Linked DNA regions of Homo sapiens: regions 2, 3 and 4 are each linked to region 1. A link is a loop called in an ENCODE intact Hi-C map of the cell type or tissue named here. Cell type or tissue: PC-3. All regions are shown on one strand. Region 1 overlaps BMPR1B (bone morphogenetic protein receptor type 1B). Region 2 overlaps BMPR1B (bone morphogenetic protein receptor type 1B). Region 3 overlaps PDLIM5 (PDZ and LIM domain 5). Region 4 overlaps BMPR1B (bone morphogenetic protein receptor type 1B).

Region 1 (8,000 bases):
AATAGTGTTTAGCTTGAAATATATATACTATATTTTATACCTCAAATATTTAAATATTTGAACTAGCAATATATTTGAATATTTTAAAGTCAGTAATAGCTAAGGTTACCTTTAACAGTTTTCCTATTAGAGGGTATGGTAAGGATTAGGAGCAGAGAGGTTCTAAATGTTTTCCAGGTTTTTTCTTTGGGGAAAAAGAATAGCACAAACACGGTGATTTGGTTTCTGGTTTGTCTGACTTCATTGTCACTTCCCTTTACATATATGCATCTATAAAATAGTTTTATACACTAGGCTGTCTTGGGAGTGCTTTGCAAAGCTGCAGAGTAATTTTTGGTGTGGAGGCAAGTTGAACATCTACTTTGATTAGCTTCGGAACTCTGTGAAGCAGAGCATTCATAGAAACTGCTGAATAAAACCATAGCTCCTGGCTTGGAAATCTGCCAAGTTCTAGTTGACTCTGACATTATTGTCAAAGAGACCACGGTTCAGTTTCTTTTCTAACAATGTGGAGCTGAATTGACACATTAAATATTTTAAAATACAAAGTCATTTTTAATTTTTAATCATTCTATCGGCTGAGATTATGCTATTTTGTGACAGTGGCTTCAGTTTGATGTTGCATATTTTTAAATCATGGTTACTTGCTTGTCAAGTTAATTTTGTTCTTATATTGTTGCTTTTATTAAAAATACTTATAAACAAGTTGTGTTTTAGAGATTTTTCAAAGGTTTTTAATTTATATAAACATTTTGATTGAGTTTCTCTAAATTCAAAAGCAGAGTAAAACCTAAGGGAAAGGCTAGCTATTGTTTTAAATTTAAAGAGTGTAATTATGATGTCCAAAGAATTTTTATTACTATCATAATTACTATTCCTGCTGAGGTTTATAATTCTATGTCTGCTGAGGTTTATAATTCTATGTCAATTACCTGGAAAACAAATGAATATAAATGTTTGTGTTGTCTGTTGACTTGTATGTCATATTTACTCTTCTTATGATTTTTTTATGTCATAGTCTGGTGTTGTCTGTTGACTTGTATGTCATATTTACTCTTCTTATGTTTTTTTATGTCATAGTCTGGTATCACATAAAATGTTTGAGTGATTGAAGCTTTTATAGGTCTCTTGGCAGGGTTTTTCTGATGTGAAAATGTTGAAAACATGATTATCCATCATAACCCGGGTGATGTGTAATGTCGATGTGTGAGTATGGTGAAAAGAGAAACAATGTCAGTGAATAGAAACACTCACAAATATTTTATGAAGCCCTGGTTTCTAGAAAGAGCCAGCAGTTATATTTAAAATTAGTGTGTCTCTTAACCTACTCATTAGTGTTGACCATGAGTGGCTGAAATTAAAAACTGGCAATATCCCTGGTTTTGGTGGTTATGGTTTCCATAAAAGATACTGGTTGATTACTGCCACACACAAAGTAATCTTCCCTCTTATGCACTCCTGTCTAGGACTTAATTTGGCAATTATGTGGCATTGTGACATCTCTTTTATTGTTTTCCTATATGTATTTCGGCTTTCCATATGTAGTTGATTTGTCTCACAGTGTTCCACGTGTAGCTGATTTGTCTTACAAGCAAGATTGTTATTTTATTGAGGACACCGTCAAGTACTCTGGGTCATTGTGTTATGTAAATGGATTTAATGATTATTTGCTAAATGAATCAATGTACCAAGAGATGAAAGAAAATAAGAATATTTTAGTCATCCTTGAACAAACTTTCAGTATGTTTCTTAAGCTGAAAACCTTATATTTTTATAGACTCTTTGCTCACCGTGATTAATCTAGAAAGGAAGGAAAAGTAAAAGGCAGTAAAATGAAGCAAAAGAAAGAGGAATTGAGGAAGAGGAGAGCCAGGAAGGGGAAAAGATAATAGGGGAGAAAAGGAAAGGAAGACAAATAGAAACGGGAGATAAAGGAGTAGGGAAAAGGAAGAGAAAACTGAATAATAGTAAGAGTCAGCAGCACATAAAACAACAATTTATTATTATTGACAATTACTATGTGCAAAGAACCATAGTTGATGCTTTATGTGGATTTCTCCTCCACCCCACTGCAACCAGTGAGTACTGCTACTCTCCACGTCTTCTATAAGGAAGTTAGTTAAGTCACTTGCTAAGCCATTTAAGTAGCTGAGCTCGAGTTTGAACCCATTTGTCTATTTTACCCTACATCGTCATCAAGTCTAGCTCCACTGCTCAGTGACCATACCTGATATTGCTTTGTCATCTGACATTTCACTCCTGCATAGCATGTCCAGAAATTTAGCACCAACATCTTCCCTTATCTTTTATCTGATTTCTGTCTGTTGAAGGAGAAAGATTCCTGTGTAGGTAACATCACAGTTAATATTAGAAAATCTGTTCTTTCCCTACATATGATTTTGCTCTGGTATTTTTTAATAAAAATTGTATTTATATTTTGTTACTTTCCAGAAAAGTTTAGGCATATGTCCCAACTTTTTATTAATTATTTAGTGTATATATATATAATTTTTTTTTCCTAAATTTTTTGCTGCAAAGAGCATAGAAAATGATTTATTTGAAAGTACTTTAGTATAAGGAAAAATGGTTAGGTGATGAAAATGAAACTCAGGCCTTTAGAGTTGAAAAATTTAGACAGTGAATTGAGTTAAATGATTCAAGGTTTAAGTGTTGAAAATAAAAATTAGCGATTAAACTATCTGATGTCACAAAGTTATTTTAAAAATTAATATTGTTTTAAAGCTCTAATCAGAGTTTTATTCCTGTGTGAAATAGACTCTTAAAAAAACTGTGAGTATTTAAACTAGTTTTGGTTAAGAAAGAAAATGGGCATTGATTTGCATTATTTGTTATCATAACGGTACAAATAGCTGTAGGATGGGTCATTCCCAAAGTTGTTGCTAGCCAGTTCAGTACTTTAAAATTTTTCTTCCACTAACCTCTTTACCCTGGACATTTAAAGTGCAAACTTGTGTAATATGAATTTCAATTTCTCTTCTTGCCCCTGCCTGCCCTCTGGTGTAGAAGGTGAAGAACAGTGATGAGAATCAACATTTGGTTAAGTTTTGTGATATTCAAAGAGTTTAAAAATGAAAAAGATAAAGGAAGATAGATTATTAGTAGACCTTGTATGACACAAAATGATTATATGTCACTTTTTAATGAATTTTAAAGTCTCATATCCATTTCTAAGTGCATTACATATTGAATTTAATATTACTTGAATTTTCTCTACTGTTCATACAGATTTTTCTCTCTGCATTTAAATGTGGCAGTGGATTTTGATACCCTTTTGACTATGACATAAAACAGTCCTTTATATCACAAATTAAAAATTTTTTATTTATGATATTTTTGAACTCATAAGAATATTACTAAAACTAAATACAGTTAAAACACACTTTAGGATGTAATGGATTAATTTTGAAGATAAAATTTAATTTTTGTAACATTGTACTCTTGATATGTAATAGTATGAAATTTTTTTTACATTTTACTTTTGTTCTGCATTTTGTTTTTTCTGCAAAAATCACGTATATGAGTATATAATAATATAAAATAATATAGAAATATTTTTAAAATAAGGAACTGATTAAGTTATATACATTAAAGAAGTTATTTTACAGTGTTTATATGAGGCTTCCAGCTCATTATTGTCCACTGTTTTCAATTAAATACTTTAAAGAAATTATAACTCTACCTTATTTCCTACTACAAGAGATTCCATAGAAAACATGTACATAGCTAAAAACATGTATATAACTGCAATATATTTTCCAGAAAAGATATTCAGGATATTCAAGAAAAATAACTTCCTTTTTAGTCCTTGTAATTGAATGGAAGTCACAATATTGCATTCTGATAGTTAGGTAATTTCATGAAATTTGATTGATTTGCCTGAAAAATCTGTAAATCTATTTCTAAAGAAATATTCTTAATATTCTATTTTTGTATTATTCCTTATAAGAATCATAAGGAATATAATTTAGTCGTGATTCAGTAACACACAAACATCCTGTGAAAATAATTCTATTGTTTATTTGCACGCCAAAAATCCAACGATCCTCTGAAAAATGAGAACCAATTTTAGAGTGGCTTCCAAAAGCCTTACTTTTTATTATCATGATAATTTAGTTAGTAAACTAAACTATATATATAACTATATAATTATATAGAGGCATATATAACTATATATAGTTATATATAACTATATATAGTTATATATAACTATGTATAGTTATATATAACTATATATCTATATATAGAATATATAAATATAAATATATTTATATTTATATATAAATATATAGGTATATAAATATATAACTATAGTTATATATATATTTAATTTAAACATATATATTCAATTAAATTTAAATATATATTAAATCAAATTAAATATATGTAACTAAAGTTATATAACTTTATTATATATAGTTATATAGTTTAATATATAGTATATGATATAAATTGTATATTATATATAGTTTATATAATATAGTTATATACATAACTGTATATAGTTATATATTTACATATAGTTATATATATTTACATATAGTTATATATAAAACTATAATTTATATATTAATTTATATATAACTAATATATATGTAACTATACGTCACAAGCTAAGTGAACCACACATGTGTAGTGTCTGGATTTACACTGTTTTAAAGATCAGTTATTAGAGAAAGAGGGAAGAAGAGAGAAGAGAGGGGAGGGAGGGACAAAGGAATAAAAGAAAAAAATGGCAAAATGGAATGGGCTCTTAACGAGTGACTTATTTGATATAGTATTTATTCCTGAGAAATTTCCTGAAAGGGTAATTTTTCTCTGTTTTTTTCTTTATATTTTCTGTCAGGTTTATTCATGATTCTGTTTTTAAATATTTATTGAAAGCCTATAATTATTTAAAATGCATTTGGGAAGAAATAATCAATTTTGTTGACATTTGCTTTACAATTAACTAGAAACTATTCACTATTTGACTTTCTTTCTTTCTTTCTTTTTTTTGTTGAGACAGAGTCTCGATCTGTCGCCAGGCTGGAGTGCAGTGGTGTGATCTCAGCTCACTGCAACCTCCACCTCCTGGGTTCAAGTGATTCTCCTGCCTCAGCCTCCCAAGTAGCTGGGACTACAGGCATGTGCCACCATGCCCAGCTAATTTTTGTATTTTTAGTAGAGACAGGGTCTCACCATGTTGGCCAGGATGGTCTCCATCTCTTGACCTCATGATCCGACCTCCTCAACCTCCTAAAGTGCTGGGATTACAAGTGTAAGCCACCGCGCCCAGCCTGACTTTCTTTGGTGAAAAACTTTTTTGTAGATTTTACTCTATTGATTTAGTAAACAGAATGTACTAAATTACATTTAATTTTTTTAATGGTTAGATACCTTCCAGTTGTTTTCAAGGGTTATCATTTTTTATAAAACTAAAACAAAATCAAGTAAAATGAGGATTTCATTAATAAATATTTATATGAGTCAACTAAATGTATCTTTTATCTCTTTTGATGGCTGCCTAGTATATTAGGATACTAATATAATAAAATGTGAGAAAGTACATTCTTATATGTTATTTTAATCAGATATCTGATATTTGGGATATATCTTCATTATTGCTAATCCACTGGATGTTTGTTAGTCATCTTGATGTTTACATTTATTATGAATACATGTCATTTGTCTTTTCTTCTATTTATTATTTCAGCATCATAATTACCAGGCAAATTCATATTTTCATAAAATGATTATTTCTATATATGCATGTAATTACCTTTTTAATGTCATAGCTGATATGTTCTGTCTTGTTTATGATCCAGAATGCCTGACTTGTGTCTGTGAGGCTGGATTTTGTACAACTTCAGTATGACTTGATATTAAAGTGATCCTTGTATAAATACCTTTGCATAATTATAAAGTTAGATAAAACAGTGCAGTTTCTCATTGGCCCTTTTCTCAAATGTGGAGTACACATGAAGATCTTTTTTTTTGTGGCTTTTATTTTTACTTATTTATTTATTTTTATTATACTTTAAGTTTTAGGGTACATGTGCATCTTACCATCTTTCTTTTTCATGGTTTTCTTAGCGTTTAAGGTGAGTCTCCCCAGGTTCATTCTGCTGCTGCTTCTCTTCCGCCTTGCCTTATATCTGTTAACTTACACATTATCAAGTATTTATTTATTTATTTTTGAGACAGAGTCTCATTCTGTCACCCAGGCTGGAGTGCAGTGGCGCGATCTGGGCTCACTGCAAGCTCCACCTCCCAGGTTCACACCATTCTCCTGCCTCAGACTCCCGAGTAGCTGGGACTACAGGTGCCCGCTACCATGCCCGACTAATTTTTTGTATTTTTAGTAGAGACGTGGTTTCACCGTGTTAGCCAGGATGGTCTGCATCCCCTGACCTCGTGATCTGCCTGCCTCAGCCTCCCAAAGCGCTGGGATTACAGGCATTAGCCACCGCACCCGGCCATCAATTATTTTAAAGTTATCAGGTGATTGGAAATATTGTGACTTGTGCAGATTGTAGATTATAGAATGTAGATTTACCAACAATTTAAGCACACGTGTAAACATAACACATGAAAACATGGTGAGCCATCAGTGGATTTAGTGTTAACTACCAAGCCGTAGTCATTGATCCAGAGGGGAATACCATCATGAAGATTAGCTAGAGAAGTTCCTTCTTGGCTCGATTCTCTTTTGGTGTCCCATTCCTTCATTGTTCATTGATGTGCTTTATTCCACATCAGGATATGTGACTAATTACTTCCTTATATTGAATGGACAAGGAATTTGTAAATGCATTTAAATAGCTCCAACTATTATCTGTCCTAATTTGCTACTCCATAGATCCATGCAGATATAGAAACAGGAATGTAGAAAGAGGAATTATGGCCCCTTTGAAAGTAGATTGTAAAAATTTGATAATATAAAATTCAGTATTCCCTGACAGAGATAATCACATTTTTCTAAAAGATGCAGGATTTTCATGTATTTCATCAGTGCTTATATGGTGATGTGAATCCTTCTATACATCTCTCTCTGTTTCACGCGCGCACACGCACACACACGCACACACACGTTACAGTAGGTTTGCTTTTACATAGTTGAAAGAGATTTATTTATTATTTTTTAACAAACATCCTCCCAAATTCTCCTTTCCGCGTAGCAACTACACCTATACCTCTTTTCGTTGTTTTGGCATTTTCATCTGTATCTCTAAATAAATAACTGTACTACTCTTTCTTTATTATTCAATTTTAGGCATTACCTTTGACTTTCCACTATCAAAGATGAGGATTTAGTTATTTTTTCTCATCCCTGCTCCTACTACATACGTACATATTCCCATCTCTCGTCTGTATAAGAGTTTAAATATTTGGTTACTTAGTCCCCTGTGTTCTCATTACAAATGCGTTTCCAAACTCCCAGTTTAAATTTAAAATACATAAGTCGTTTTATTAATTTCAACATCTTAGAGTTCTCTCTTCCAACATCTTTTGACCTGCCTTCAATGAGGCCTGCTTGCTCCTGAAGTCCTATGCAATGTCTCATCTTATTATCCACATTTAGCATTATCTTGGAGGTAAGCTTCGTCTTCTCTTGGGATGGATCTACCATTAGCAGGTACCTATTCCATCTTTTTTCTTGTTTATACCTTCATTTGGAAGGAATATCTCCTCCAATAACTTTCTGAGAAAGATACATGGGAGGTAAATTTTTGAGACTCAGAAAATATTAAAATGCTTTTTTTCCCCTGCCCTCACTCTTAATTTGCCCAGGTATTTATTTCTGATTTGGAAAATTTTTCCCTCAGACTTTTGAAGGCATTGTTCTATTTTATTCTAGTTTCTAGTTTTTCTCAACAAAGTTCAATGCCATACTTATTTTTTATGTCTTTTCTCTTTCTCTCCCTCACTTTTCCTCTCTATAAAAAAAATTAGGGTGTCTGTTTGTCTACAGTGTTACAAAATTTTACAGTGATGTGGTG
Region 2 (8,000 bases), 270 kb before region 1:
TAATGTCAAAAAATAAATTTTTTCAAGTTAACTTTTGGTATCTATGCTTGGCAAACATTTCCACAGGCAGCCACTGTATCCTACACTATAAGCTTTCCTGTTAACCAGAAACTCTTTTAATTGCTTAGTTGAAATATATTGAAATCATTTGTTAATGAGCTTGAGGTGCTCTTTCTCACTTCATATTCTAAATTAACCTCACCAAAGAGTGACAGAAGGTGTAAAAGAGTTCTGAGATAAAACTGCTTTCCAAAATTTTGGTTAAAGCTAGAATGGAAGTGGGCAGAGAAGGGCTCCTTTGCTTTTGAGGGGTCAGTGGGAGAACGGATGTGGTAGAAAGTTAGCTTGGTTCACTACCATGCTTCTCTCCTGGTGGGCTGCCACATTTCTGTGGGTGGATATGTATGAGTTATGAGAAAAGGCTGGGGGCAAAGCTGGTGTTCGGATCTATGTTTTGGGGAGCTGTGCCCTCATTTTGGAGGAGCCAGTGTCTGGAAAGTGATTCTGAGAGACAACTAGCAGAGGAGAAGGAATTAATGGTCACAGTTTATGAAGAAAAAGAACCAGGATTGCATACTAAGCCCTCTACTGCACACACAGCCTAACCTCTCTATAAGGCAAAGATGTAACCATACATATATTTACCAGGGCTGTTTTCTGACTGAGATATGGAATAGAGAAAAGGTTAGATATGCCTGTCTGAGCAGCCTACAGATTGAAGAATAGTTTTTAGTATCCTTTTGGTTTTTTTTTTTTTATTTGAGATGGAGTCTCGCTCTGTCGCCCAGGCTGCAGTGCAGTGGCATGATTTTGGCTCACTGCAAGCTCCGTCTCCTTGGTTCACACCACTCTCCTGCCTCAGCCTCCCAAGTAGCTGGGACTACAGGTGCCTGCCACCACGCCTGGCTAATTTTTGTATTTTTAGTAGAGACGGGGTTTCACCGTGTTAGCCAGGATGGTCTCAATCTCCTGACCTTGCGATCCACCCGCCTTGGCCTCCCAAAGTGCTGGGATTACAGGCATGAGCCACCGTGCCCAGCCACTATCCTTTTAGTTTTTAGAGTTTAAAGCCTTATTTGGTGTTTAAATTTCTTTCAGAATTATAATGAAGTAAAATGAAATGTTTAATTGATCTAATTCAAGCATTTAAAGATACTAACATTTTTGTCTGAGTTTTGATGCACGAATTTACCACTTAATTCTAATTAGCCTGATCATTGCCAGCACTTTCCCATGCATCCATTCAGGAGGAAGCTAAGGAAACCTTCCCCACCGTAACTTTTTCCTTCTCCATGAATTCACCTGTTAATCAGATGCTTCTTTGTGCTGGTACACAGTTCTGTGGTAGCACTTATTATATGGTTCTTGTCTCTTCAGTGTCTCATTTATTTACTGCACTGTGAGCATGTGAACAGAGCAAGTATCTTAATCACTTATGGAGCTTCCAAACTTGAACCACTTCATGGTTTAGCCCCAAATGCAGACACTAAGGTAGTGTATCCTTATGCTATTTGAACTGATCTGTTTTTAAACATTCTGGTTATTTTCTAAAAAGCTCATTTGAATAAAGAAATTATAAAATGAGAACTCATTTTTACTGTCTATATGACATTTAGAGAATTAATTTTGTCTGAGAGAATGAAAACATTTACTTGTGAAATAAGGCAAATAAGAATTTTATTTAAAAGATTTGATTCACACAGAAAAATTTCTGTTTAATTGATCTTGGGGAAAAATGGGGAAAATTTGGTATGCTTTTGAGTAAAAACGTTTTTATATTGGGTAAATTTTTATTTTATAAAATAAAAATGTAATGAAAGTTATATATAGTGTTCAAATTATTGTCTAGTTTTTGTGTTTTACAAAATTGTAGTTACTGAAATTTGTAACATGGACTCCTTGATCAGTTAACTAATTTAAATGGACATTTTGTTACATTGGTGCATTAGGTAGAACAATGTTGGATGCAAACAGAAAATTTCAATACAAGCTTACTTGAAAAAGAAGGACGTTTAGAATCTCTTTTAAGTGGATGTTCATGTAGTTTTGATGCCAGAGGTGATTGATACAGACTAGAAGCTCAATAATGTCATTCCAGACTCATGTTAAGTGTTCTTTTTGTGGATGGGAGTTCATCGCTAGTCTCTGACATTCTGTGGTGGCCCCATCCTCTGGCTGTTAGCAGCAGATACCACTTTCAGCTATAAGAATAGTACTACTGGGTGTGGTAGCTCATGCCTGTAATCCCAGCTACTCAGGAGGCTGAGGCAGGAGGATCTATTGAGCCCAGGAGTTTGAGACCAGCCTGGGCAAGAAAGTGAGAGGTCATCTTTACGAAAAATTTTTAAAAATTAGCTGAGCAGTGTGGCATATACCTGTAGTCCCAGCTACTCAGGAGGCAGAGGTGAGAGGATCCCTTGAGCCCAGGAATTCAAGGCTGCAGTGAGCTATTATCATGCCACTGCACTGCAGTCTGGGTGATAGAGTGAGACCCTGTCTCAAAAGTAAAAACAAAACAAAACAAAACAAAATAGTACCATCTTTTTTTTTAAGATGGGAAAAAACCTTTCCCAGAAATCTTGTGGCAGACTTGCCTTCTCATTGGCAAGAATTGGGACCCTTTGATTTTCCTAAACCACCATTGACAAAATACATGGGTGACAGTGCCTGGTTGCAATAGTTCTGGGGAGTAAAACAGAGTACTATTGTAATGGGTAAATCCAGACTGCCTTTATACAAATATCAAAATGCTTTGCAGAATGTGGAAAGAAAATGGATTGCATTGCAGTCTATTTTTCTGAATGGAAATAGTTTTATTAATATAAGAAAATAAAAACAAATTTTATAAGTACACATTACATTTGTAGAGAATTAAAAATACCACAACAAAGGATATTTTTTCTGTTTTTCTAAACTTTGGAGCCAGGCATATGGTAACATTTCTTTTTTATTTTAGGCTTTTGCATTACAGATATTACTTTTTCCCCAGTGCCATTGGTTATTGGAACAGGATCTAAAGGTTTATTTTTATTTGTGGAAAAAAAAATTTTAAAATCATTTCCTCAAAAATATTAATTCATATTTTTATTTGTTTATTTGATAAGGGCCAGTCAATAGATAAATTGACAGAATGGTACTTAATGTAGAATTAGATTTTCAAAGATAATGTGAAGCATAAGTGAAACATTAGTTCTTAAATAGGGACTGCCTAGAGATCTTACTTGAGCCTTCGGCTGTGGTCTTTCGGTAGAGTTGATAACTGGTGAAGAATATTAAGGTTCAGAAAAGGTCTCGGGGATATTGCAGATGTTATTTCTCTGTCAAATGTAGTCATTTGCACACCTGCAGCACTGGGGTCTTCTTTCACCATGTTTTAAAGCTCACTCGGGCTGGACTGCTTCCAGGTTCACTTCCTGCTCCCTTTGTTCTCTTTTGCACTGTGCTTTTCTGCTGTGTCCCTGCTCTCACTTGTTTAAGTCATTTTCAGAGGAGAATTTGTTCTTGCAGATTTTAGATTTTCTTATAAAAAATGTGGAATCGTTGAAATTCCTTTTACAAGACTTTTTTTTTTATTCAATTACTTTACCATTTTTAAGGTAGGGAGAATCTCAGGAATACCAAGCAAAGAGGAACATCTGGAATGTTCTATACATTAATAAAAATGGAAACATGCATAATTGCTACCCTGCTAAAGTCCCTGTTATTAGTAATTTAGGAAACATTTTATTCTGCTTACCCAAAAGGAAAGGTAAATATATGCTTATAATATTAAATTGTTGAAACTGAAATCAATAGTTTTATATTAGTCGTATCGATTTCAGTGAAAAACCCTACCTTTCCAAGAGAAACAGTTTTGCCAATAAAATGTAGGAATTAAAATATAGTAACTTTGCCAAACAGATGTAAATTCTTTAATTAAAATAATTTATTTGAGTAAAACTTGCAGCATAATACTACTTTCAAATGATATAATTACAAAAATAAGCCAAAAATACTGAATTCTAAAAAATCTGTAGGTTTTTAAGGAAGTAATTTTCCTAATATGAAATATAATCTAATTTGGCTCATTAGGGGAATACTGTTTCCAAAATGGCATTTTATGTAATAAGCGTTCCCTTTTCCTCATTCCTCATCCCCCTCTGTGTCTCTCTGGTTGAGTTAGTTGAGGCTTCAATAGCAAAAGCACTTCCTTTTGCAAGTTTAGAGTTTTAAGCAGTAGTTCCTCTGTCTTTGACTTGAGACAGTATGATTATGTTATATAAAGTTCGTAATGCCTTTTGAAAATCTCTTTAATAAATAACCCTTTGAAAATAAAGTGTATATATACTTTGTTTATAAAAAGTGTATATAAACTTTATTTCTGTTTCTCAAATATGTTTCTCAAATATATGTATATAAAGTGTATATAAACTTTATATATTTCTCAAATATATTATTTATGGTTTTGTGCTGTTTGCACATTACTGCCTCTTGATACAGGTTCAACAAATAAGTATGGAATATCTCTAGTTTGGCAGACACTGAGTTAGGCATGTGAGCAGACAAAAATGTCTTTCCTTAGAGAGCTTACTTTAAAAAATTCTATTAAATATTCACTGATGCCTTTGTTCAGCATTTTTCCCTTCTTTTTCTTCTCCTAATGATTCATTCTTGCTGTTTTTGTGGCAGCCAGCAGTGCCTAGCTTCCCATGTAGCAGTATTTGAAAGTATCTGTCTATCCTATGATGTGAAAGATTTTAAATATTTATTTATTTTCACATGCAGTTTTTGTGATTAAAAGGGAGGAGAAAGAGAAAAGTTGTCAGATAAAATCAACGGGATGAGTATAAAAGTTTTCATCGAAGCAGCACAGTGTCATGGAGAGATGACTGGAATGTGAGTCAAAAGACATGTCATCACCTAGTTCCATAATTGGTGACTCACTTGCTTTTCCTTTTCTCAGTTAACCAACTCATGCTAACACAGAGAGAAAAATGCCTGCCATATCAGTTTCACACAAGGTGTTTGTAAACAGCAGATAAGGTCACGTGTGAGAAAATGTTTTCACTTGAATATACGTAAAGTGTTTCATTCCATTGCCTTACACATTTTATTCGTAAATGTGAACAAATAAAGGTGAATTTGTGGCTTTCATTAATTCAAATTTAAAATAGTGTTAAATTATACCTAGTTTCTAATTAATAGGATTAATAACTAAAACATTGTGTGATCTTGATATTTACCTCACACCCAGAACTATAAAAAGTAGCATTGCAAGAAATGAGATACATGATTGAGTGAACAGTGCCTGATCTGAAGTTGAGATGCTTTTATTTTATTTGGACAGGAATCATACATGGTAATAATTTGGGTTATTTCCAATAACAGAATTTTTTCTGCTGAAATATATTTTAAAGAAAACACTTTTAAAGAGTCCAATGTAGATTTTTCCACAGTGTATTCTACAGAGCATATTAAGATGTTAATTACCGCTCTTTGATTACAGGATTCCAGGGTCAAATAATTTTGTTTGATAAACAGTATAAAACATATTAATTTACTGCAGAACTTTCAGGGCTTCCAGTATGTGAATGTGTATACTGAAATGTTAAGAGGGCATATAGAATATGCAGCATTTTCCAGAATTATTTGAGAATGGATATTTTTTTTCCCTTAGAGAACATCTATTAACAAGCACCCTTGGACTCTCATCCTCAAAGTGAGGTCCCAGCACTATGAGCATCACCATCAATCTGGACCCCACCCCAAACCTATTGAATTAGATCTGATGGTAGGGCCTAGATGTCTGTGTTTTAACAAGCCTTCCAGATGATTCTGATACATGTGAGAACCACTGCACTAGGGTTTCCTGGAACATAGTTTAAAAAATAAAGAGCTAATCATTTAAAAATATGTATGCTTTTAAAAGAAGGCCCTTCTATTCTGAGTAGTGATATTTAGGTGTCAAGTTTTTATGCTTAGGGTGTGTGTGTGAGAGAAGTCATTAAAAAAAAAAAAAGATAATGCATTCTTGCCAAGTAGAAAATAGGTGTGGTATAATGAAAAAGGTGTTGAAAGTTTATGATTCATGATTTAGTAAAAGTAGAGCTGGATTAACTGTAGATTAAATATCTGACCTCACATACCACACCCTGACTGTACCTTAAGTTTATGCTTCTGTGAGTTAAAGAAGTGCAAGTAGAATTCCTGAGGAATTTAGTTTTCACAGGGAGGCGTGCTTTTATCCTTTTCTTTAAGCTTTCTCTCTCAATTTATTCCAATAGGGCATAATTTCTTTATGATGTTGCTCTTAGGAAATTCTTTCAACAATGATTTTATTTTCCTTTTTTTTTTTTTTTTGGGACACTGCAGCTTCGACCTCCTGAGCTAACAGATCCTCCCACCTCAGCCTCCTGAGTAGCTGGGATTACAGGCACACGCCACTATGCCTGGATGATTTTTGTAGAAACAGGGTTTTGCTACATTGCCCTGACTGGTCTTGAACTCCTGGGCTCAAGCGATCTTGTCACCTCAGCCTCCCAAGGTGCCAGGATTATAGGCATGAGCCATGGCACCTGGCCTTCAACAGTTATTTATTGGGTCCTTAGTAGGGGCTTCATGGGCACTGTGCTAGGTGCTGGATGCACACCGGTAGATAAAAGGAGCACAGTGCTGATCCTCACAGAATTAAGAGTGCATAGAAATGGAGAGGAAAGGAAACAGCCTTTCCTAAAGAATGAAGTGCTCTAGTAAGGAAGTCCAAGGTGCTAAGGGAAAAGGAGGGATGATACCTGTTATAATCCCCAAGGTCAGGATTATGTGACATGAGAGATGTAGTTTATTATATTTTACAGTGATTGGCTTGAAAAATAGTGCAGAAGATTTGTAACGCATTTCTAAATTTGGGAAGGATAAACAGTAGCTTGGAAGCTTCTCTTTGAGCAGTAGGCAGTTTTATTTAGATAAAATTCAGTGCATCTATCTTTTGTAGGAAGAGTTTGAGAAAAAATAATTATTCTGAATTTAAAAATATTAGAAATGAGACTTATTATGTAAGTATATGACATGGAGTTTTCATGATAGTTATCAGCTAGTTCTGATAAGTAATATATTTAGGTCATCATAGAAAGTATGTTTATATTAAATAACTCTTGCATATGTTTGTTACAGTAAATTTTCTTAGAGATAAATAATAAACTATTTTTTGGACAGCTTCAAAAGGGAAAATTCAAAATTTAGAAAAAACATTAGAAATGTTAATATGGGATATTTTTGACTTAAGACATTCAGAAAAGTTAATGTTTTAACACGATATGTGATTATAGAATTCTATTCATATATGTGTTCACATTTATACACTTTGCTATACTTTGTATTTATAAATATAATTCTGTTAGATAAATAAGTGATTCATATTTTGTCAAAACTATTTTAAAATTTCAATATTTAAAATATTTTTGAATCACTGGTTTTCGTTAAGTGGCATCATAGATGAGATTTGATTCCATGTAGCATATAATTTTAGATTGTTCCTCTCTCACCCCTTTTAAACTCCTTCAAGCATTGCTATTACTGGGGTTGCCTTTGGGAAAACTTACTTCTAGATACTACCATATATCTGAAATAGTAGAGGTGGATGTTAATAAAATTCATAAAATAATCATGTATTACTTTTTTTGATTTACCACTGGAAGGAAATACAGTCATGTGCAATATAATGACGTTTTGGTCATTGAGACCCACATGTGTGACAGTGGTCCCATAAGGATGTTGCTGAAAAATTCCTGTTGCTGCCTAGTGACACTGTAGCCATCGTAACGCCATAGCACGACACGTTACTCACCTGTTCATGGTGATGCTGGTGTAAACAAACCTGTGCTGCCAATCATACAAAAGTATAGCACAATGACAATTATGTACAGTTTATCATAATTCTTGATAATAAATGACTATGTTACAGGTTTATGTATTGATTCCACTTTTTGTCATTATTTTGGAATGTACTCCTACTAATTATAAAA
Region 3 (8,000 bases), 480 kb before region 1:
TTGGGCTACCTAGAATTATTATTTTTTTTTTGGAAATGATGTTATATGTAGTTATAAATCACAAATGACTTGGTAATAAAGGCCATATGATCTTCAAAACCAAACTGGAACTAGCATAGATAAGACCTGCTGTTTAAACAGGTAACTCTTGGTTGAGAGAAGATAATGGCAGTCTTGTCTCTTTTTTCCCTTTATTATGAATGCATAACACTGGGTGTTCTGTTAGGCAAGGGTTGTTTCTTGTTTATTGTTTTGTGGCCAGTGCATAGCACAACCAACGTTTGGCATATAGTAGGTGCTTAAATATTTATGAATGAGTGAGTATGTGAGTAGAAGGAGTAACTGGGCTGGGAATGATGGCTCACACCTGTAATCCCAGTGCTTTCGGAAACTGAAGTGGGATGATTGCTTGAGGCCAGGAGTTCAAGACCAGCCTGAGGAGCATAGTGAGACCCCTGTGTCTACAAAAAAAAAAAAAAAAAAAAAGTAGAAGAAGAAAAAGAGTAACTGGTAAGGGCTGAGGTGTCAGGGAGACTTTTATCATTTAAAATGATTAACTGTGTAAATTTTCAGTAGCCTAATTTCTCATGGTAGACCTTTTAGAAAGAATTTTCAAAGTATGAAACAAATGCAATCTGACTCCTTTTTCTTTTTTTCAGTTTTAAAGAGAGGCAATCCCTCAGTCATGACTTCAAAGATTTTCTTTTCTAAAGAATTGATTAATCAATGGATTTTGATTGATTAATGGATTTTGAAAAGAAAGGATTATTGCTGAGTTACGTTGCTACCACTTCACCAAAGATGTTTCTTTATTTCCTTTACAGTAACTCTCAGGAGCCTTCTCCGCAGTTGGCTTCCTCGGTAGCTTCCACACGGAGCATGCCCGAGAGCCTGGACAGCCCAACCTCTGGCAGACCAGGGGTTACCAGCCTCACAGCTGCAGCTGCCTTCAAGCCTGTAGGATCCACTGGCGTCATCAAGTCACCAAGCTGGCAACGGCCAAACCAAGGAGGTAGCCCAGAGAAATCTCTTGCGTCTTGCTTTTCGTAATGAGTTTCATTATGAAAATGTGTTCTGGGATATATGGTAGAATTCACTGGTAAAACCCATTCTCAATAACCTAAGATTTAGAAAGGACTATCAGGATTAAACTATAGCTATTTTTCTCTCTGAGACATCTCATAAACATTCTTTGTGTGTATTTGATACAGTCGCATTTGCTATTCATAATTGTAGGATTGGGCATTTCCTTGTTTCCCAGAATAGGAAGCATGTGTTAAATTGTAAATTTGGGTCTTATTTAATAACAACTATATTGTTGGAAGGTTATCCTTGGAAATATAACATTTTAGTTTTGATGATATGTACAAATAACAACCACAGAAACATTTATTGCCATCAAACAATTACTGAAGAAAGCATCTTCCAATTCTTGTTCTTACAGTTTATGTAGCATAGGGGAAGAAGGACACAGTACTAGAAAGAGCATTTGAGCAGCAGGATGGAACTGCCTGGCCTCAGTTTGGAAACCTGAGTTCTCATTGACTTCTACAGATTAACAGCTTTAAATAAAGTCACATAACCTCTTTGACACCCTCAGTTTTCTGATCTGCAAAATGAAGAAAGACTAAATCATTTCCTATTTCTCCCAACATGAACAAAGTTTATGATTATGTAAAAAAAAGTACCCCTTTTAACAGGAAAATGGGACTGTACTTAAATGTTGCTAATCTCAGACTCAGCCTTCATCTCTTCTCACTCTTTATGCTCTCCCTGGGTGATCTCTCATCCAGGTTCCTTTCATTACTTAGTTATCGATAATTTACAGATCTTTCTCTCCAACTGAGTGATCTATTTGCCATCTCCTGGTGGCACCTCAAATCCAGTATGTCTGAAAATAACCATTTCCTATCTCTGGGAATTGCACATCCACTCAGTCACCAAAGCTAGAATGTAGACTTTTAGACCCCACGCCCCACATTCTCACAGTAACTAACATCTAATGGTTTTACTTTTTATTATTTCTCAAATTTCTTCTCTGTGTCATCAGAGCCATTGCTTTGATTCATGACCTCTTCATTACAAATGACTTCTAATTTCCCTGTCTCCTTTCCCCTCCTTCAGTCTGTCCCCCATACCTCCATACTACAGCAAGTGATCTTTCTTTTTTTTCTTTTTTTTTTTTCCACGGTGGCTCACGCCTGTAATCCCAGCACTTTGGGAGGCCGAGGCCGGCGGATCACGAGGTCAGGAGATCTAGACCATCCTGGGTAACACAGTGAAACCCTGTCTCTACTAAAAACACAAAAAATTATCCGGGCATGGTGGCGGGCGCCTGTAGTCCCAGCTACTTGGGAGACTGAGGCAGGAGAATGGCATGAACCCGGTAGGTGGAGCTTGCAGTGAGCCAAGATCACGCCACTGCACTCCAGCCTGGGCGACAGAGCGAGACTCCATCTCAAAAAAAAAAAGAGAGACAGGATCTCACTCTGTTGCCCAGTCTCCCAGGCTGAAGTGCAGTAGCACAATCATAGCTCACTGTAGCCTCAACCTCCAAGGTTCAAGTGATCATGCCACTTCAACTTCCCTAGTAGCTGGGAATTATTATTATTATTTTTTTTCTGGTAGAGGTGGAATATCACTATATTGCCCAGGCTGCCCTCGAACTCCTGAGCTTAAGCGATCCTCCCACCTTGTCTTCCCAAAGCATTGGGATTACAGGTGTGAGCTCTCATGCTTGGCCAGCAGCAAGTGATCTTTCTCAAACTCTGATTTGCTGCTTTACTCCTCTGCTGTGGATGCTTGACTATCCCACCCTTCCTTAACAAATCATTTAGGACCTTTTATACTTTGGCCCCTACTAACTTCTCAGCCTCATCTCCTGCTTCACCCAATTTATAATCTGTGCTTGGTTGCACTAAACCATCTTCAGTTTCCAAGACATGGCATACTACCATGCTTTTGAAAGTTCTTACCACTCTGTACAGAATGTACTTCTTCACCTAGCCCTCTAATTTCTAGTCGTTCTTCATCAGTTTTGAGATGAATGCTGATTGAGTACCCAAGGGGCCACTTTTCACAATGTGATAGCTTTAAGAATTGATCATAGCTGAGTGCGGTGGCTCCTGAGGATCACTTGAGCCCAGGAGTTTGAGATCAGCCTGGGCAGCATGGCAAAACCCCATCTCTACTAAAAATATAAAATATTAGCCAGACATGGTGGCACATGAGCCTGTAGTCCCAGATACTTGGGAGGCTGAGGTGGGAGCATCATCTGAGCTCAGGAAGTTGAGGCTACAGTGAGCTGTGATTGCACCACTACACTCCAGCCTGGGCAACAGGAGTGAGATACCTTGTCTCCAAAAAAAAAATGGTCACTCATTATTCTTTTAAGAATATTTTTGAGATTTGTAAGAGTGAATTTTTTAGTTAATTAAGTAGGAATCCATCTTTGTTTTTGTATTTTTCACAGTGTTTAAATATATTAGATACTAAATAAATTATTTATAAATTATTTTTAGAAAACGTTATTTATACAGTCTATTTTATAGTGGCATGTGTTAACATGTCACTAATTTTGCTAAGAAGCTAGAAGTGGCTGGGCACAGTGACTCACGCCTATAATCCCAGCACTTTGGGAGGCTGAGGCGGGCGGATCACGAGGTCAGGAGATCGAGACCATCCTGGAGATCAAGATCACCTGATGGGTAAAACCCTGTCTCTACTAAAAATAAAAGAAAAGTTAGCCAGGCGTGGTGGTGGGCACCTATAGTCCTAGCTACTCAGGAGGCTGAGGCAGGAGAATCACTTGAACCCAGGAGGCGAAGGTTGCAGTGAGCCAAGATGGTGCCACTACACTCCAGCCTGGGTGGCAGAGTGAGACTCTGTCTCAAAAAAAAAAAAAAAAAAAAAAAAAAAAGCTAGAAGTATTTCTATTGTGTTGGAAAGAGGACAGGCCATGGCATATGAGTTAGACTATTTTAGAGGAAAGACTTTCATTACTTCTAAAAACTTAAAACATTTAGTCTAATGTTATTAGTCTCTGAAATTTCTGGACTACTAAAAAACACTTAGTCTAATATTATTAGTCTCTGAAATTTCTGGACTATTAACTGACTTACCATGATCTATTCTTTTGGGGAAAAAATGCTAAGCTCAGCCCCATACATTTTTGAGTTATTTCTATTTATTTAAAGCCTATGTATGATGATGAAGATTTTCTGTAATTACTTTGTGCATTTGAATACAGAAAGTAATTTTCAGAAAAATGCTATTGGTATGGTAATTGGAAGCTAACAGGAGAATGTTTTGTAAAAAGCAACGAAAAGACTAAATTTCTGAGGTAGAAACCGAAGAGAAGGCACAAAGTATATGGACAGTGGAGGACAGAAAGTTTATATACGGCCTTTGGAAGTTCAGAAGTTTATGGTTAAAGTACTGCTCTGCCTTTTAAGTGGAAAGAAAAAGTTCATTTTTTTGAACTCTTGGCGAATATAGTACAGCAAAATTACCACAAGAGGGCGATGGAGTGCTTTCTCCAAGTCTAATGAAATTTGTGAGAATAATCAAAGTAGGCCAATATTAGCAATTATAATAATGAGTCACATGGTTAGTGTTTAAAACATTATGCTTTTTCTAGAAAATATAAATGAATTTTATATGAGCAAAACTACAATATAAAACATTATACATTATATAACATTATAAAACAAAATTATAAAAAGAATGTTTTCCTGTTGTGAAGTCACAGTTGAATTACATCATAATTCTTAGCTCAATTTTGAAAATATTTACTGAGTTCTTATTTATCTTGCTCCAGGTGCTATAAACAGGCATTTATTCAGTTATTACGTTGTGGCAAAGTTAACTTATTTTGTACTATTTTGGAAAATTTAAAAATAAAAACAAAATTCCCAGCCACTCAAATTCTTCTGCCCTACACAATGGTATACCATAGTTTAAAGACAATAACAACAACAAAATCATCTCAGAATGTACTCTTAGTCTTAGATAAATAGTTTCAAAAGCTTCCTGATGCAAATGAAAAAGTCTTTTGATTTAGAAGGTGATAGCGGATTCATCATGTGTTTATGCGTTCCTGTTTAAATTATGGATAGCAGCTTAGGTAAATTTAGTTCATTAGATACAAATGTATGTATAAAATATTACTATCTTACAAATGTAATGAAATGTTTTTCACAAATTCAGTCATAAAGTCATGAAGAGCCTTTCTGTGTTGGAACACATCAGTTTTCTAATTTTAGTTTAATCATATACAAAATGAGAATGAATAATTCATTAGAATATAAGCAATGCTTTGATAGATCTGGACCCGTTGTTCATTGAGCCAGTTTTCTGACTGGTGGTGGCCCCCCAAAATAGAAATGCCTGCCCTTTGCAGGTATGAATTTCAGAAGGTTAGCATTTTTGTGAGCCTTTTCCCTCTCTCCCTCCCTCCTTCCCTCCCTCTCTCCCTCCCTCCCTCCTTCTCACCTTTCCCTCCTTCCTTCCCTTCCTCCCTCACTCTGTCGCCCAGGCTGGAGTACAGTGGCACAATCTCGGCTCACTGCAACCTCCACCTCCCAGGTTCAAGTGATTCTCCTGCCTTAGCCTCCTGAGTAGCTGGGACTACAGGTGCCTGCCACCACACCCAGCTAATTTTTGTATTTTTAATAGAGACGGGGTTTCACCATGTTGGCCAGGATGGTCTCAATCTCCTGACCTCGTGACCCACCCACCCCGGCCTCCCAAAGTGCTGGGATTACAGGCATAAGCCACCACGCCCGGCCTCCATTTCTTTAACTATTAAAATAAAGACCTTAAAAGCTTCTCCTATAGCATTCTTGTGAAATCAAATGATATAACTAGGCTGCAGATACTTAGAGGATACTCAGAGGTTAACTTTCTATGCCTTTATTCCTTTTCTTGATGGCATTAATAACTTACATTGTTACTGTCCAAAAACTGGTTCTCATGTGATGTCCCTGCTTGAAAATGTTTGGGGCTGTCTGCTGCTGGTCAAAATGCTTAGCTTCTTAACAGAATTTTTGGTCCCCTTGCAATCTCAGGCCAACCTTCTTCTCCAGCTTCATTTTATAACACTGTTCCCTATAGTCCACTCACACTGAAGTTCATGAGTTCATATCATTCCTTGGCACACACTTTTCTGCTTTGTACAAGCTGCTCCTTTTATTTGAAATGCTTTTCCATCCCTTCTACTCCTGACAAACTTCTCTTTACCTTTTAAGACCAGCTTGTTCCCCCTTTGTGAAGCTTTCTTGAGCCCTCTTGTTACCTGTTCTTTTTCAATACTCCTACAAAATTTCAATAATGTCTTTGTTATAGCATTCATCCTGTTCATTTTAATTGTTTACATAGGTGTCTTTTACGACTGTTTTTAGATTCCTTTGAGGACAGGGACCAAGTCATACTGATCTGTTTTACAGCATCTAAACAATGCCTGGCACAGTTTATAGGCCCTCAGTAAATGTCCCCGAGAAAGTGAGTGGGTAGAGAAGTCAGTTGTCTTATTTAGGACATCATACGATCTGAAGGATGCAGAATTCATCTGCCAGGATATTGTTCTGTCCTCCTGCCAAACTTGAAATTCCCACAACAGTCATTGAAAAGGTGGGAGCACTGTCTGCCAAAGGCTGCTATTAGAAAATAAGCATGTTGCTAAGGAGAAGGGAGCTCCACTCTTCTTGAAGCATTTAACTCTCTTCAGAATTAAGATCGTGAACATGAGCAGTACCATAACTAGTAATACATTATTTATTTTTGGAAATTAAAAAATAATAACAGTTGTAAAGCCCCATGATAGGAATTTTTTTTTCTCAAAAGTATGAGGGCTAGGCACTGTGGCTCACACCTGTAATCCCAATAGTGTGGGAGTTAAGGCAGGAGGATTGCTGGAGGTCAGGGGTTTGAGACCAGCCTGGGCAACATAGCGGGACCCCCATCTCCACAAATTAAAAAAAAAAAAGAAGTTGGCTGGGCATGGTGGTGCACGCCTATGGTCCCAGCTGCTCGGGAGGCTGAGATGGGAAGATCTCTTGAGCCTGGGAGGCGGAGGTTGCAGTGAGCCAGGATTGTGCCACTGCACTCCAACCTGGGTGACAGAGCTAGACCCCCATCTAAAAAAAATGTGATAATTTACTGCATATAAGGAACCAAGCAGTGGAATGCAGAGGAAATATTAGGAATGTGGGATCGCCCATTTTGTCATTGTGGACAAATTAGCTCGGATGCAAAACACCAGTATATAATATAGAAATCATCAAAAAGGTGCAAAGAAGAGTCAAATCAAACTATGAGTCCCAGTTCAGAGGCATGGAGGTGTGGATCAGTGGAAAGGGAAGAAAAAGACTTAAAGTTCTGAGGATACAATCTTGAGGTAAAATATGTATTTGTTTATAGTGAAGTCCTATTTTATGCAGGAACAATATTTTAATGTTTGTGCCTAAAACAAAATAGCATGTAGTCAACGACCCTTGAACATTTTTAGGAAGAGGCCGATTTGGAGAGGGAGCAACATATGCAAAAACTGAGAGAATTTGGCTTCGGGTAGGAAAGACAAGTAGTTCAGTATGTTTAAGACTGTCTAGTGGCCCAGAGAGAAGGTTGGCTGCATTAATGGGGGTTTTGAATGTAAGAGTGTGGACTTGATGCTGAAAGGAAGCTATTAAAACATTTATAAGCCGGAAGTGGCAAAATCAGACTTGCATTATTAAAAGATTATTATAGCATTAATGTGTTTAAAAGATCATCATGACTTCATTGTAGAGATTAAGGTTGGAGACCTGGAGACCATTTAAGAAGTTATTCAGGTAATCCAATCTGGAGATAGATAATGAATATTGCCCTGGGCAGTGGCAGTGTTTTGGAGAGAATTCCCTGGGCAGGGTGACTGCAGGGTATTTACACTTTAACCTAACTGGGCTGCTGGTTTTAACCATTGCCCTCTCTGGGAACTTGACTCCCTATAGAGTACCTATGTA
Region 4 (8,000 bases), 160 kb before region 1:
GGATTACATCGTTTTTCACCGGAATCACCACAACTATCTCTTAACTGGTTTCCCTGCAGCCAGTTTTGCACCTTCTAGTCTGTTTTATATACACTCTGTTGTATATACAAAGTGACTTTTCCAAAATTCCTAAATGGATTCTCAGAATAAAGTGAAGAAACTTCAGTATAACATATGAGACCCTTGAATATATGGCATTGCTTAGATCTTCTGGTTGCATATGTCACCACACATTCCATGATTAGCTCCCAGTGGTCTTCAGAACCTAGCTGAAGCTTCCACTGTGGTTCAGATTGGCTGTTCCCTGGTATTTCAGGTGAGCTCTCTGTCACTTCTTTGTGCTCCTGTGACACAGTGTTGGACTCTAAGACACTGTATTGCAATCATTTGCTTTCTTATTCACTACACTTTTAGAATTTATGGGTAGGAACTGTGACTTTTTTCTGTGTATACTTAACTACTAATAAGGATTTAGTATAGGGCTAGTAGGTATACAATGGGAATGTTGAATGGATTAATGAATAACCAAACTAGGATGAATAAAACCTACAACCTACTTTCAAGGAACTCACTGCCTAGTGAGAAGTTTACAAGTACCAATACTTTTAAAAAGCCATCAACAGACAATTACAATATAGTGTGGAATGAGCTATTAAAACTCTTGTTTTCAAGTAGGAAGTAATTAAATGTTTATCTCAAGTGACTATCTCTTGAAGATATATCATAGAAATATGCAAAAATTTTCAAGGCATCCAACCATGTTTCTTTGAAATGAGGCCTTATTGTGACACTAAAAATATCCAGAGCACTTTACAAAACATTTTTATTGACTATTTAAAACTTTACCCCATCTTTTGTTTTGTCAGTTTTATGAGGACTAAGAAAAAAAAATAAGGCAGGATATATTAAGTTTCTGGACATCTCTTTGGCTGGCTAAGTGGCATGAGGACCATTGCTTAATTTTCTTTTCCTTTCTGAAACTACTATAACAGTTTCTACTATTGAATAGGGTTTTGCGTGATTCTGGCCTCTGACTTTATGCTTGGTAGCTAATTCACTTACAGCTAGCTATAAAAAATACAGTTTTCTCCTCCTCTATTGAAAATAATTTAGGAGGACAAATGCATTTTTAAAAACTTGGGCCTGTTATTTTTATGAACCCCTAGGATTTTTAAATCCTATTGTGACACAATTTTACTCATAATAATAGAGCAAAATATTGTCAAAAAATTTAGTGACTCCTTTAGACTTTTAAAGTTACAAATGTTATACACGTCGTGGACTTTTATGTTGCTGGAAATAATCAACATTGTGAATATTAACTCTGTGATTGAAAGGACAGGATCTTTTTAAGTGGTTTTCAAGTCATGTTCCTCAGGGCCCTAGAATTTCAGGGGTCATAGGGAGCTTTGGGGGAAGCTGAAGAGTAGGTGGGCAGGCTCTCAGTGAAGCTCTGCAGCCTCTGCCTGCAGCTTCTACTCTTCAATTATATCAGCTGCTTTTATCTGTTACCTACTGGAGTGTGTTTTGTTTTGTTTTCTTTTCCTTTTTTAGGATATCATATTTAGAGTGAAAATACTTTGAAAAAATTAAGAAAACCCGTGAAAATAGAAAGTGTTCAGATTTCGTTCCCTAACTGTCTTCACGTGTCACCTACAGTGATATCCTCAAAGACAGCAAGGGAGGGCTGCATGCTTAAAAATGCTGGGCAAGCAGAGTACCCTGTCTCATCTGTTTTCCATCAGAGCCGTTCAGTCACCATGTGGCGTTTCCATTGTCTGGTCAATAGAACCTGTGAACCAGGGCCTGACTAGGGTTGGTGGGGGAGTGTGAGGTGGAAATTTGGGGGATGGCGAGAAGCAGAAGTTTAATGATTCTTAAGAGCAAGGGAAAAGGTTGATGTTCTTTCCACTGTCATGGTGTTCGCATCACAATACTAAGGACTTTCATGCCAGGAAGCCAAAAAGTCAGGTCAGAATTTTATAGATTTTGGCCAAAGGCTGTTCCAAATAAAAAGTAAGTGTTTAAAGGTGCTGACCATTGCCCTAACTTCTTCTTCCATTCTTTTGGTTCCTTACTTTTCTCCCCTGCCCCAAATAGGGTTATCCCAAGTGCAAAATTCAAGTGACTGCCATAGTAACCACACAAATAGATCACAGAGGAGTTCCATTTACTTTAATGTCATGACAGTTGAAGAAAAACTACACATGGGGATACCTTTGGGTGACATAGATGATGATATAAAAAGGTATCTGTAAGTGATAGGCTGGAATGGACTTTGCCCATAAAATAATTTGGATCTTAAGAAACAGATATCACTATTCTTAGTTTAGGGAGTAACTGCATCTTTTGAAACACTTTAAAAAAGTTGGCAATGTTGATTCAAAATGCTATTTTAAAAAACTTGCAAAATGATATTTTTTTGGAGAAACTATAACTGTCAATTTGAAGGATGAGATTCTCTTTAGCAGAGCTTGTAAAAATATCCATTGCCATATGTGAAACAGGTTTAGGGCAGTTTGTCATAAATAAATGAGTTTGTCAAATACATACCCACATACACCCCTTTTTTGGCCTTAGAGGATGAATTCCAGAGCCATAAAAAAATTGGCATTTTACAACACATCACACAGATAAATAGACATTACATTAATATACATAATAATAAGAAACAGTAATTTAATAACAGGGATTAATTATGCCTGGAGGAAAGATAGTGTTGGAGGGTATCAGGATTTGCTGGACTTGGCTAGGTCTGACGGTTATATCAACTGTTTGATGAGAATATCACTCAGAAAGTTCTGATTCATCCTGTATTCTGTCAGGATCATCATCTTTGTTAATGACCTTACTTGACTCAAACTGCTATAGTAGCTACAATAGCTTCATTTCTAATTGTAAAAGTAATATGTGTGTATAGTAAGAATCGTGTTTTGTTCCACTACCCAAAGATAACCTCTGTCAGCATCTGGTGTATCTTTCTTTTTCTTTGAGTGTGCATATTATATATAAAAGATGTATATATAATGCTTTTTATATAATATTCGTATGTATTAGAATTAAGCTATTCATAAAGTTGTAAGCTGCATTTTTATTTCATTCATTTAACAATTCTTCATTGTTTGCCTGCCATAATCTAGGGATTTTATGTCCTATTAACTGTTCCTTGAAAACATGGCACTTAACGACTTCTTATTCCATTATATCATAGTTTATTTAACTTTTTCCTTATTGTTGTACATTTTCATTGTTTCAGTTTTTACTATTATACATAATATTAAATCATTATCTTTTGACCTCCTTAATACTTTAATATCTCAGTATTTCCGATTATTTCCTGAAGAAAAATTCTAAGAAATGTAGTTATGTTTGCATAATCCTCAATTTAATGGCATTGAGTCTGGGGGAAATGAGACAAACTCAAGCTTTTATAGAGCCCAGACAATAGGATTGTCTGGAGAAACTATAAGACATATCTACTGCAATTGTTTTTCAGTAATCCAGCATGCTGGATGGATTCTAAATGGCCTGGTGTTTAACATCACTTTAGTAAAGGTGTATCAGGGTTCTAACATAGTATGGTTGACCAATATGTAACAGATATTTGTTATGACAGACTGTCATTGTAAACTGAGTTATTCTTTATCCTGTTATTCATTTCTCATTACTGTTCTCAGAGATATTTGAGACAATCTCAACACCCAATTATTACGTGTAAAACAGTTGTTAGAGCCTAATCCTTTGCACACTTCTGGGTCAGTGATGCTGTAAAAACATTTCACTGTACCATGACCTCACTGAACAAAAGAAAACGAAAAGTTTAAGAGAAAAGAAAATGCCTACACAGTACATAGGTATTCCGTTGCGTTGTATGACAGTCAACAAACTTGGCTCTGTTGTATTTCCAACTATGTATGGTATGTGGTTGTTTTAGATACACCCTGCAGTAGCTGATGGCTCAAGGTGAACAATAACTGATAGTCTCTTTCTCTGTGCATATGTGCATGAGTGCACATGTGTTTGTTTTTGGAAATATGTGATTTGGTTCATTTCAGTTATTTGTAGCATCCACGAATATTTAGTCAAGTGTTCAATCTTCCCATGAAATACTTCAGAGATTCATCATATGAAATCATGGGCTTCTCTTTAGTGCTAAGTCATAGCAAACTATCATCTTTTTAAGGTTGATTTTGTAGAGTGTTAAATGCTATTTAAATTTCCCTTAGATAAGAAACCATTTATTTTTCTCCTAATCACTTGAAATAGCAAGAACTAATCAACTGGAGTTTTTCTCCTTTTTATGTATACACCAATCTACCGCTGACTCACGTGCATGTTTCTGCCTTTAGGTCAGTGGGAACTTTTCCCAGCTATGGTTTTTTTTTTTTTTTTTTCTCCTCCTTCATTCCTAATTTCTCTCAGGAACAAATGGCAGCATAGTTAAGCGTTAGAAACTTGTTGCCGAAGGTGCTAACCTAAACATCAGTGCCAGGATACGACTGAGACTTAATAGACTAATTAATTTGTCTACTGCACCCCTGACCTGGGAATTGCATACAATGGGCTATACTTATGGAACTGAGAGTCTGAGATCCAAAGTAGAGAAAATGCAACTTTTGTGTGCTTTCTGTATCAACATGGAATTAATAGTTTTTTCCCCCTGCAAAATAGGTTTTAAAAGTGGAATTTTATTCCATCATGTTTTTGGAAGCATGATACTTCAAGATTCTGTGTGCCTTTTTGTTTTTTTGTTTTAGTTTTCTTTTTTCATATTTTATAGTAGTACCAAATGAAACTTTCACATTATTTAATCCAAATATGAATATGCTGCTCACCTCCAGAGGATCCCAATTATTACAGAATACAAGTTTCTACTTTGTATATTTTAATATAATAGTGTGTAGTGTGTTTTCATAACTACACTAAGTCATAGAAAAAAAATATGAACTTGAAACTTGAATGACATTTTGAAACTGTTTGCATTATGAATTCCTAACTATGGTATTCATACTTCTTTCAGCAAGTAAATTAATTTTGTTTCCTCTTGTATTCCTTTTCTTGCTTCTCCATTTTAAAGACAGCTTAAATATGCTTCAAGGGCAGTTTGCATTTGACTTCCACTGAATTTATGGCACTAGATAGAAACTAAATTGAGTAAATCTCTTTCTATTAGCCTGTCAATTTATGGAATATATATGTCTCTGGATCTTGTGAACTCATGGAGGTACCAAATAAACCCCTATTACGATTTCATATAAAACAAAGTTTTAATATTTTGGTAATTTGTGAACTTGGAAGCACTCATTAGACCACCAAATATGTGTTGTGCACATGCCAGGCACCCTTCTAGGCACCGTTGATAAAGTGGTGAACAAGACGGGCATTTTCCATCCCTCCTACAGCTTGCCTTTCAGTAGTGGAAGTCACACTTAAAGTAAACACACAGAGTAATGAAAGAAAATCAAGACAAGGCTGATGGTTCTACAAAAAAATGAAACAGAGTAAAAGGACAGAGAGTGACTTGTATGTGTGTGAGGTGGTGTATTAGCAGAAATATTTAGGGCATGGCTTTCAGAGAGGTAATCTTAGAGCTGAGAACTAAATGGTGATATGGTAGCCTTTGGGTAGATGCTGATTTCATTCAGTTATTGCCAGCCACTTTACCTGAAAGAATATACAAGATTCATATTCATCTCAGTATAGGCAGAATGCCTGGGACATCATAGATGCTCAGAAAATGTTAGCGGGGAGAACAAAATAAAATATATATGGGCATATGATTTCAGGGGAAAATGCCTTATCTTTCTAAAGTTATGTTGCCTCTAACAGAGGAGTGAAAAGTTTAGATTTTGTGTGCATTTTTTTGTTGTTAGACTATAATGTAAGCCTTGGATTAATTTTTTTTCCTGTATTATTGTTATTTTTGTATTTTATAGGTTTCACAGTGGTAAAGTCAGTGGGTGTACTTGAAGTGATGTGCCTTGTATAAACGATAAAGTCAGAAAAGAGTGCTTCTATTGGAACATTTTGTGCTACAAATAGCAGCAGCATGTTTATCTGACCGTGGTATTCATGCTGTGGAGCTCTAAATCAAGTTGAATTTGCTATGATAGTATACCTCACAGAAATTAAATCATTAATGTTAAAGGAAAAATCATAAAATGATTTTTTATGCCAAGTTATACAGAGGCAGTTTGCCATATGTCTAACCAAAGGTGTAAGACCAGTAATTTGAATTTCGTGGGACAGACAGGAGCAACTAGAGAAGGGAAGAAGTCAAATGGTGTAGTGGCCAAATAGGATGAGTGACTGTAGACTATTTACTGCTTTCAAATGAATTTTTGTACCCATTGTCGAAAGAAAGCCTGATGAACAGGTATGTTTGCAGCTTCTTTGCTTTGACAGGTTTTTTGTTGTTGTTGTTGTTGGGGGTGAGGGGAGTGGGCTGCAAGGGAGATGGAATTTATTTATTTTTGAACACGTAGTGTTTGAAAGACATTGGGAGATTATTGGATAGATAAAGAGTTTCCAGTGTAGGCTTTAAAATATTTATCTTGATCTGTTTCTTCTTGTTGATACTTTGAGAACTACAGTTTTAAAGATAGAAAAAATATTTAGTTTATTTCCAAACTAAGAATGGGTTTGCCTTTCAGTAGAGCTTTATGTTAAATGTTGATGTTGCTCAGTCCTTCCCTTGGCTCTCTTCTCTTCTCACTCCATTTGTTTTCATCTGTACTTAGGCTTGAAATTAGCACAGTTCTCTTCTCTGTGTCCCTTAGCGCAGATCCTCACTGTTTCTCAGACTCTAAAATAGTTTGTTAACATCTGTTCATTTTTTTCCCCTTCCAAACTGTCTACCATTTCATCAGCAGAATGGATATCCGAGCCTATCACTGTCTCTGCAGTGACCCCCAGTGCCTCCAGGACTGGAGGAATGTGTCTTGTGGCATGTAGCGTCCTCCAGCTTCATTAAGTCCTTGCTGCCATTCTAGCCTTGTTACTTGTCACCACCCTTTCTATACCTGTACTTACAGCCTATGCATTTTTTATAGTCCCTCATTGTACTGGCCTGCTCACTCATTCATCATTTTGTTTGCACTTGCTGTTCTCTGTTAGTTGAATGCCATTCCTACCTCTTCTCTTGATTGGGAATTTTTTATCCTTCACGATTCTATTTAAATGACCTGTATCTTTTTTCTGTGATGTTTTCCCTGGCAGAGTTAGGCACTTCCTCTGTCTTCCCGTATTAATGCCTTGAATACATCTCCATTTTGATTCTCAGTATACCCCTTAAAATGTTTGTTTACATGGCTTTCTCACATCCACAAACCCTTTATGGACAGACACTGCCTTCTGTTTTTCTCTTAATCCTCATCCCTCAGCACATTAACAGGTAGGGATTTAATTGTCATGCATTGAATAAATAAACTGACTCCTGCTCTACGTGTTTAGCACCCTGCTATTCATAGTGGAAAAAAATTAAAAGAATATGATTTTGTTCCTTATTCTGTTTAGGGTTGAGATTTTATCTGACGGGCAAGACTTAAATACATGAAATAATGACAGACTACAACATATTGCAGAATATACAAATGGATTTTTGTTTTTTAAATTTTATGTATATGTATAAACACACACACAGACACACACACACACACACAGACACACACAATCCATACACACTGCAGGAGAGGGAAGGGCAATTCTTAAGTTTCAGTTATCGGATAGCAATCATAAACTAGGTAAGAGCTTAGTTGGGATAGTGAGGGAGTGAGATTGGAAGTGGCACTATGGTTTGAGCCATGACAAAGTAGTGGCTATGGGATAAATGAGTCCTCATATGCTTATTTTACCTATCTTATTTTCAGTAAATCCTAGATATTTCATATAGGTTTAGTGTAAAGGCAGATGTTGATCATTTTAATTTGTAAAGCACCAAAAATAAAATCAAGGAAAATAGAACACTGAATGAAAGTTGAGGTATGCATTGTGCTGATTCT

Evidence for each region. Hi-C counts contacts between places; a loop is a spot of excess contacts. Peaks named below come from ENCODE experiments on the same cell type or tissue, not always from the same donor. Only the 100,000 strongest peaks of a DNase experiment are listed, where the experiment ranks them.
Region 2: it touches region 1 in a loop (6-fold over the local background); 6 of 110 quality-filtered maps call a loop at or near these places.
Region 3: it touches region 1 in a loop (16-fold over the local background); 40 of 110 quality-filtered maps call a loop at or near these places.
Region 4: a loop joins it to region 1, with 3 times the contacts of the local background. A loop is called at or near these places in 3 of 110 quality-filtered maps.

What each region holds. Positions count from the first base shown.
Region 1 is chr4:95,092,538-95,100,537 of GRCh38, forward strand. All of the region lies in intron 3 of BMPR1B (bone morphogenetic protein receptor type 1B), which reads left to right. Among named protein-coding and RNA genes, the nearest start is that of BMPR1B, 340 kb to the left of the region's middle. In PC-3, a CTCF peak has its summit at 3,009 (motif pointing left); a DNase peak (open chromatin) is centred at 2,994; H3K4me3 peaks cover 2,120 bases; H3K27ac peaks cover 3,348 bases.
Region 2 is chr4:94,823,005-94,831,004 of GRCh38, forward strand. The region is part of intron 1 of BMPR1B (bone morphogenetic protein receptor type 1B); the gene reads left to right. Among named protein-coding and RNA genes, the nearest start is that of BMPR1B, 69 kb to the left of the region's middle. In PC-3, no CTCF peak of the experiment used is centred here; a DNase peak (open chromatin) is centred at 4,887; H3K4me3 peaks cover 776 bases; H3K27ac peaks cover 1,517 bases.
Region 3 is chr4:94,617,180-94,625,179 of GRCh38, forward strand. It overlaps PDLIM5 (PDZ and LIM domain 5), which reads left to right. Exons shown (of 13, transcript NM_006457.5): 8 at 825-1,012. Among named protein-coding and RNA genes, the nearest start is that of BMPR1B-DT, 140 kb to the right of the region's middle. In PC-3, a CTCF peak has its summit at 4,513 (motif pointing right); no DNase peak of the experiment used is centred here.
Region 4 is chr4:94,930,078-94,938,077 of GRCh38, forward strand. All of the region lies in intron 2 of BMPR1B (bone morphogenetic protein receptor type 1B), which reads left to right. Among named protein-coding and RNA genes, the nearest start is that of BMPR1B, 180 kb to the left of the region's middle. In PC-3, no CTCF peak of the experiment used is centred here; no DNase peak of the experiment used is centred here; H3K4me3 peaks cover 1,668 bases; H3K27ac peaks cover 1,925 bases.